2 separate regions of the Homo sapiens genome follow, and region 2 is linked to region 1. A link is a contact called in ENCODE Hi-C or POLR2A ChIA-PET data. All regions are on one chromosome and are shown on one strand. Each heading gives the region's core, a stretch centred on a gene start or an enhancer-like site at or near the end of the contact. The rest is flanking DNA. Distances are from core to core; before and after follow the strand shown.

Region 1 (4,356 bases), core at 479-2,978:
CATTTTTCTATTAGGTTCTATTACCTTGTATTGGAAGAATAATGGCATGTTGCTTGAATGTTTCCCAAGAGAATGTTTTCTGTGCTCCGTGTATATTTCAAACTCCAAATAAGAAAAGTAATGAGGGTTGGGGGCTGCTGGTGAGGCAATCTCCACTTTAAAGATTCTGATCTTTGTTGAAGCAATTATTTATTTACATGAAAAAATAATGCCTTTTCCTTGAGCTGTCTCAGGAAATCCAAAAGTGAAGAAGCAAATAGACGTTTCATATAGTATAGCAGTGTCAAAGAACAGTCATATGTGAGTTTATTACCAAGGTTAAAAAACCTAGTGTTAACTTTGGGTTTGTCTAAGTTTGTTTTTCATTGTTACACGAGTATGCCGGAGACTGGTTAATTTATTTTACTTCCTCCCTCCCTCCCTCCCTTTTCCCTTTTCACTTCCCTCCCTCCCTTCTTTCCCTCCCTCCTTCCTTCCTTTTTCTATTTTCTTTTAAGAGATGAGGTCTTACAGTATTGCCTAGGCTGGTCCTGAACTCCTGGGCTCAAGTGATCCTCCCACCTCAGCCTGCTAAAGTACTAGGATTACAGGCATGAGCCCCTGTGCCTGGCTTTGGTAATTTATAAACAATATAAATTTATTTCTCACAGTTCTGGAGGCTGGGAAGTCCAAGATTTAGGTGCCAGCAGGTTCAGCTGTCTGGTGAGGGTTTTTCTCTGCTTCCAAGGTGGCACCTTATTGATGCATCCTCTAAGGAAGATATGCTGTGACCTCTCATGCAGAAGTGGAAAAACAAGTGAACCAAACACTATCTGAAGACTCTTTTATATGGTTCTTAATCTCATTAACAAGGGAGGAGCCATCATGGCCTAATTGCCTCGTAAAGATCCCGATTCTTAATACCATCACATTGACAACACCTACGTTTTGGAGGAGACATGCAGGCTTCAAATCACAGCAGGGCTAAATCAGCATAATATGACAACTTGGATTTATTGTGTTGAGTATAATGCAAGGCACTTTGCTTATATTACATTGGCTCCTCTTAGAAATAGGTTGTCGTATAGATGCACAGACTGACACTTAAAGTTTTAGTTACTTGCTCAAGATCATGTGGCTGATGACAGGGCTTGAAATTGGTAAAGCCTTGGTTTGGGGTTTGAATCCTGCCTTATGTCCCTGAGCTCATTATTTCAACAGACTTGCTATAATCTGCTGGTGGAAAGCAGACCATCAAGAACATCTTTTACAAATGGTAGCCTGAAGGTCCTAATAAACAGGGCACTGAGTTTTACTGCTAAACCTAATAAGGGGAGTCTCTGGTTTCTCTCGATTTCTCCTTGTCCTTAATTCTTCCACCTTTTCTTCCCAGAAGGAAAAATAAAACCCATAAGCACCAGGGATTAAAAAGCCTGGTACTTTTTTTCCCCTGTACAAATGCAGTGATACATATTGAATGTGTGAAAACCAGAGCTGTACACGGCTGCTGAGAAATTATCTTTTAATACATAAGGGTTACAAAACCAAATCAAGGAAGCCAAGGGTGGGGGCACCATGTACCTTGATCCTAAAAATGTTGAATGCCAGCGAGGTATTACAGAATCTACCATTGCCACTCACCTAGGAACACCAGTGGGAATGTGTAGTACAAGATTTTTGTGGAATGAGACTCATGTTCGAAGAACACAGTGACGAGTTCCGCACAAAACTGTTGAGAAGCAGCCAAAAAAGAGCTCATAAGAGATTGAGTCCCGGCCAGGAGAAGGGAAACTTGGCACCTGATTTTATTAGGATGCAATAGTTATCCAACCATTGGATGTGCCTGCGGTTTTCACAGGGAAGACCGTAGACCTCAGGATGATAACTGAGTAAGAAAGAAGTTTTGTGTTTGAGCCCATGTGTTTCTAACCAGAGTGCTCTTTTCCATGGAATAAATGTTTCCTAACACTAGTGTGAAGATTTAATCAAATACACACTTCCTCATCAAACGCACAGTCAACTTTTATCTTAAAATTTATTAATGTGATGGTTTTCATTTTCAAATGTAAGCATTTTCAAACACTTAATTGTTTAACTCTCGATTTGCAAAATGAGTTTTTTGGTGAAATGTGTCATTTGAGGGTCTTTTACCACTGTTTGGTTTTATAGCTTGCTTTTCTTGTTTACTTTATGATGTAAACTAATTTTTACTACCAATAAAAGTTTTAGGAATCCTATTTACATGTGAACAATGATTCAGCAATTTGAACCTATATTTTTTGCTGTGGAGTTGTCTAGTAAAAGTTTATATGACTCTGCTGACTCTAATGGCTCCGATAAATTACACATTTATCTGTGTGTATGTTTATATTTTTTTCCTCATTGCCTACACTTCTAGAACCCTGTTCATCAACCTCAATTACACGATGTATTTGGACACTCTTTCTCTTTTTTTTTTTTTTAAAGGAAAAACATAATTTCTATATACTACCAGATGGGTGTGTTGGCTGTAAGATAAAAATCCCAAAATACTTAAGAGACCATCTGGTATCTTGGTAGGGTTTAGTTGATTAAGTTCTTGTGTATTGATTTCAGTCTGAGCAGAGGTAATCTTATCCCTTTGGATCTCTACTTAAAGAAAAAAGTTGTCGTTGACATTTTGTCCCATTGTTAATAATCTTTTTTTTTTTTAAGTTTCACAAGAAAATACTAGTGATAGATGATAGCAGCCATTGATTTATATGCTCACACAGTTGCTCATGACTAGTGGTTGTTTATCCTGAACGGGCCTGATGAAGCCTTAGGGCTAGACTTAGTTCATGAGACACAGATTTCTTTAGAAGATGATAATGGGTCCATGTGGGAATTGACCTGGATTCATTGGTGTTGAGCTTGAAGCTAAGCAATTTCCGTGCACCATGTTGGAAGTTTTCTGGGTGTTACTTTGTAGGCCACCAGTGAATACTGCACCTCTGGTGTACCTTGGAGAGTGTCAGAAGCTTTATATATATTGATCCATGTAAGTCATGTAAGAATCAAATAGCCAGGTGTGGTGGCTCACGCCTGGAATCCCAGCACTTTGGGAGGCCGAGGTAGGTGGATCACTTGAGGTCAGGAATTTAAGACCAGCCTGGCCAACCTGGCGAAACCCCGTCTCTACTAAAAATACAAAACTTAGCCGGGCATGGTGACACACACCTGTAGTCCCAGTTATTCGGGAGGCTGAGGCAGGAGAATCACTTGAACCTGGGAGGCTGAGGTTGTAGTGAGTAGAGATCACACCACTGCACTCCAGCCTGGGCTACACAGCGAGACTTCATCTCAATATATATATAAAAGTAGGCCAGGCGCAGTAGCTTATGCCTGTAATCCCAGCATTTTGGGAGGCTGAGGCAGGTGGGTCACGAGATCAGGAGTTCAAGACCAGCCTGGCCAAGATGGTAAAACCCCATCTCTACTAAAAATACAGAAATTAGCAGGGTATGGTGGTGGATGCCTGTAATCCCAGCTACTTGAGAGGCTGAGGCAGAGAATTGCTTGAACCTGGGAGGCGGAGGTTGCACCGAGCCCAGATCGCCACTGCACTCCAACCTGGGAGACAGAGCGAGACTCCGTCTCAAAGTAAGTAAATAAAAAATAAAATGAAGAATCAAATAAATAGTGCTCTATTCCTCATTCTGCAGATGCGGAGTGTGTTAGCCATTGACAGGGCTGATCTTCAAGTTTACCTCTGCCTGACTCTGAAATTAGAATTTCCTCTACGGTGCAATCTATTTTCCCTGATGGCCAGGACACTTGTTGAGCTCTTTCTTTGGGTCATGGACTGGGCTAGGGTTAAGGGATATTCAGTGGAGCAAATGTTCCCCTTCTCTGCCCTTCTAGAACCTTGTTCCTCTAGTTACAATATTTTAATATTGTTGTTAATGTTTCTTTTCTTATTTATATTTAAGATACATCCTCAGGCTCTTCATTTTAAACAGGGATTCTCAACCTTAGCACTAGTGGTATTTTTGGGCCCCGATAGTTCTGTGTTGCTGGAGCTCTTCTGTGCATTGTAGGATGTGTAGTAGTATTCCTGGCCTCCACTCACTGGATGCCACTAGCATCCTCCTAAGTTGGAACATCCAGGGGTAGTCAAATGCCTTCTGGCAAGTGGGGGATTCTCCCCTAATAGAGAACCATTCTTCTAATGTAACTGCCAGCTATTTGTCACTGGGTGAAGGGTCAGAAGCCTGTTTGGCAGCTGCAGAATCTTTGTATCAAAATGCTATGGAGTGGAGATTTACACTACAACCACCAGATATCATGGGGGTAGAAATTATGCCAAACAACAGATTTGTATTCATTGCAGAACATTTTATAAGTACATATAAGATA
Region 2 (4,356 bases), core at 847-3,346, 59 kb after region 1:
ATTTAAGGATATTTTTATTTTTTAATGCCTATTTTATTATTATTTTTGAGACAGGGTCTCCCTTTGTTGCCTAGGCTGGAGTGCAGTGGTGTGAACATGGTTCATTGCAGCCTTGACCTCCCTGTTTCAAGCAATTCTTCTCCCTCAGCCTCCCGAGTACCTGGGACTACAGGTGCACACCACTGTGACCAGATAATTTTTGTATTTTTTGTAGAGATAGGGTTTCACCATGTTGCTCAGGCTGGTCTTGAAATCTTGAGCTGAAGGGATCCACCCACCCTGGCCTCCCAAAATGCTGGGATTACAGGCGTGAGCCACCACACCCAGTAGTTTTTTTTTTATTTTTTAGGGATATTTGCCTCCCCGGAACGCTGTGTCACTTTGTGCTGCTCCTACTAACAAAGTATGAAAGGACTGTCCTTTCTGCACATCTCAGCCAACTGGTGATCTAAGCTCATTAAAAAAATATTGAGTCACTATGTCAGGGCAACTTTGAATAGTTGGTCTTCTGTACTAGTGAAGAGGGCATGATGTTTTAGAGTCATGATGGAAGCAGTGACCTGCCTCCAGGAGTGTCTCAGGAGCATGAGGACACTGGGCACCTTTCTCACAGCCCAACTGGGGGATCATTAGCTCACCAAAACTTCTTATATCTTCCCTAATGAACTGGGCTCTCTGCAAATCTTTTTTTTTTTTTTTTTTTTTTTTTTTTGAGACAGAGTCTCGCTCTCTTGCTCTGTCACCCTGACTGGAGTGCAGTGGCGCAATCTGGGCAAGCTGTGCCCCCTGGGTTCATGCCATTCTTCTGCCTCAGCCTCCTGAGTAGCTGGGACTACAGGCGCCTGCCACCACGCCCAGCTAATTTTTTTGTAATTTTTTAGTAGAGATGGGGTTTCACTGTGTTAGCCAGGATGGTCTCGATCTCCTGACCTCATGATCCGCCCGCCTCGGCCTCCCAAGGTGCTGGAATTACAGGCATGAGCCACCGCGCCTGGCTTTCTGCAAATCTTAAATTGAGCAATGCATAAACTTTTATTTCTGAATGGAAGATACCAGTCTGGATTCCTGAAAAATATTTTGGAAACTTATATTTCATGTGACTGTGAAGGTGGTTTAGAGCCTTTCAGGGGCGCACTTGCCCTAAACCAAAATCAAACAGGTTAATTTTTAAAATGTCACAAGGTTTGGCCGGTTTGGATTCTAAGTCTGTTGGAAGGAAGCAAACACTGGTAGTAAGATTACAGTAAAAACAATGCAGCTAGCTGCAGGTATGTTAATTTCAGCACTATGCATGTCTATGCTGGATCATTTTGTGCTTTAATCCTTTTTGTGTTTCATCCTTCCCACAGTCCCACTGAGTCAGAGGTATTGTTGTCTCCATTTTGCAGATGAGGCCACTGAGGTAGAGCTTGCCTACTGGGGATACAGCTGATAAGAGTGTAAGCCAGCTAATGCGTGTGACATGTCAGCCTGACCCAAAACTCTTGGCCATATATGGCTTATTGGCTTTGAATGGTTTTCATATTTTTAAACAGTTGCATTTTATTTTTTATTTTATTTATTTATTTTTTTTGAAATGGGGTCTCGCTCTGTCACCCAGGCTGGAGTGCAGTGGCGCAATCTCAGTTTACTGCAACGTCCACCTCCTAGATTCAAGTGGTTCTCCTGCCTCACCCTTCCGAATAGCTGGGATTACAGGCATGCACCACCACAGCTGGCTAATTTTTGTATTTTTAGTAGAGAGGGCGTTTTGCCATGTTGGCCAGGCTGGTCTCAAACTTATGACCTCAGGTGATCTGCCCTCCTTGGCCTCTGAAAGTGTTAGGATTACAGGTGTGAGCCACCGTTCCCCGCCTTAAATGGTTGCATTTTAAATGGTTCCATAAATACCTACCTAATCTTGACTTTACTTCTTGCCTAAGATACTTACTATCTAGCCGTGTATGGAAAAATTTTGCAATGCCTCCTCTTGACTATTACTCCTTCATTTCCCAAGACTGAAAAGAAGCCTTTTCACTGTGCAAATTAACCACTGTGCCAGTGGTTCTCAAATTTCACTGTGCAAGAGAACCACTGTGCCAGTGGTTCTCAAATTTTAGTAGGGCCCTGAATCACCTGGACGGCTTGATGCAACATAGATTGCTGGGCCTTATTCCCAAGGTCTGGGTTGGAGCCTGAGAATTGGCGTTTCTAGGTGCTGCTGATGCTGCTGTTCCTGGGACCACACTAGAAGTAACATTGAGCTAGAAGGGTGAACCAGTACTTCCGGGTGTTTGCCAAGTTACTGTGAGAGTGTCTCACTCCAGTTATTGGTAGTAGTAGCATCCCCTTTGAGTTTGAGCCATAGGTTTGTTGCCTGACAAAATCATGCACTAAGCACGGAAAACTTTTGTTTTGATGATGAAGAAATTTAAAGTATGATGGAAGTGGCTGTCTGAAAATGGAAACAGCTAGTATGAAAGAACTTCAGCTTTTTCTGCTTACATGTTTTAATCTTAAATGTGGTTAGATCTATATTTAAATCTCTTCCTTATTTAAATGATGATAATTAGCATCAATTATTGATATTTCACTATGTGCCAGGCTTTGTGCTAGACCCCTTTCCATGTCGAATCCCATGTAGTGCGTACAATAGTTCTATGAGGTTAGATAATAGTAGCCCCATTTTAAAAGTAAGTAAACGAAGGCTTAGATATAAGAGGAAACTTCTCTTAGTCTCTTGACTAGTAAGTGGCCCCAGATCATTCCAAGCTTGTCCAACCCGTGGCCCAGGGCAGCATGTACCCCAGGATGGCTTTGAATGAGGCCCAACACAAATTCGTAAACTTTCTTAAAACATTATGAGTTTTTTTGCATTTTTTTTTTTAAAGCTCATTAGCTATTGTTAGTGTTAGTGTATTTTATGTGTGGCCCAAGACACAGTCCTTCTTTTTCCAGTGTGGCCGAGGGAAGCTAAAAGATTGGATACCTCTGATTTAGACCCTTGTTCATATAGTTTTCTCTTTACTTTCTTTTTATTATTATTATTATACTTCAAGTTCTGGGATACATGTGCAGAAAGTGCAGGTTTATTACATAGGTATGCATGTGCCATGGTGGTTTGCTGCACCCATCAACCCATCATCTACATTAGGTATTTATCCTAATGCTATCCCTCCCCTAGCCCCCCGCCCCCAGAGAGGCCCTGGTGTGTGATGTTCCCCTCCCTGTGTCCATGTCTTCTCACTGTTCAACTCCCACTTATGACTCAGAACATGCAGTGTTTGGTTTTCTGTTCCTTTGTTAGTTTGCTGAGAATGATGGTTTCCAGCTTTATCCATGTCCCTGCAACGGACATAAACTCATCCTTTTTTATGGCTGCATAGTATTCCATGGTGTATGTGTGCCACTTTTTCTTTATCCAGTCTGTCATTGATAGACATTTGGGTTGGTTCCAAGTCTTTGCTATGGTGAATAGTGCCGCAATAGACATATGTGTGCATGTGTCTTTATAGTAGAATGATTTATCATCTTTTGGGTATATACCCAGTAATGGGATTGCTGGGTCAGATGGTATTTCTGGTTCTAGATCCTTGAGTTATCACAACACTGTCTTCTACAATGGTTGAACTAATTCACACTCCCACCAACAGTGTAAAGTGTTCCTATTTCTCCATATCCTCTCCAGCATCTGTTGTTTCCTGACTTTTTAATGATCGCCATTCTAACTGGTTTGAAATGGTATCTCATTGTGGTTTTGATTTGCATTTCTCTAATGACCAGTGATGATGAGCTTTCTTTCATGTTTTTTGGCTGCATAAATGTCTTCTTTTGAGAAGTGTCTGTTCATATCCTTCGCCCACTTTTTAAAGAGCTTCTGCACAGCAAAAGAAACTATCAGAATGAACAGGCAACATACAGAATGGGAGAAAATTTTTGCAATGTGTACATCTGACAAAGGGCTGATATCCAGAATCTACAAGGAACTTAAACAAATTTACAAGTTTTCTCTTTACTTGCGTATCATTCAGCTTTCACCTTCCCCCATGGCTACCACATGAATTTACATTTGTCTGTCTCTAAAACATTAGAAAAGTTTTACTCTGGAAAAAGATATGGCCCATCAGATACAAAGTTAGTGATGTTATTATAGTCTTTTTTTTTTTTTTTTTGAGACGGAGTTTCACTCTTGTTGCCCAGGCTGGAGTGCAATGGTGTGATCTCGGCTCACTGCAACATCTGCCTCCTGGGTTCAAACGATTCTCCTGCCTCAGCCTCCCAAGTAGCTGGGATTATAGGCACCTGCTACCATGCCCAGTTAATTTTTGTATTTTTAGTAGAGACGGGGTTTCGCCATGTTGGCCAGGCTGGTGTCGA

The links. Hi-C counts contacts between places; a loop is a spot of excess contacts on that map. ChIA-PET counts read pairs that join two places held with the same protein, here RNA polymerase II (POLR2A).
Region 2: a map of ascending aorta shows a loop between it and region 1 (1.8-fold over the local background). The contact joins two enhancer-like sites. A Hi-C loop is called at or near these places in 1 of 168 maps with a recorded cell type or tissue (ascending aorta). POLR2A ChIA-PET finds 5 or more read pairs at or near these places in 2 of 52 experiments (GM12878 and H1).

The regions. Positions count from the first base shown.
Region 1 is chr3:61,648,708-61,653,063 of GRCh38, forward strand. All of the region lies in intron 1 of PTPRG (protein tyrosine phosphatase receptor type G), which reads left to right. Among named protein-coding and RNA genes, the nearest start is that of PTPRG, 89 kb to the left of the region's middle. Within about 2 kb of position 1,729, at least 4 of the 41 ENCODE cell types and tissues checked have a DNase peak (open chromatin) inside an H3K27ac peak, as active enhancers do.
Region 2 is chr3:61,707,760-61,712,115 of GRCh38, forward strand. The region is part of intron 1 of PTPRG (protein tyrosine phosphatase receptor type G); the gene reads left to right. Among named protein-coding and RNA genes, the nearest start is that of PTPRG, 150 kb to the left of the region's middle. Within about 2 kb of position 2,097, at least 2 of the 41 ENCODE cell types and tissues checked have a DNase peak (open chromatin) inside an H3K27ac peak, as active enhancers do.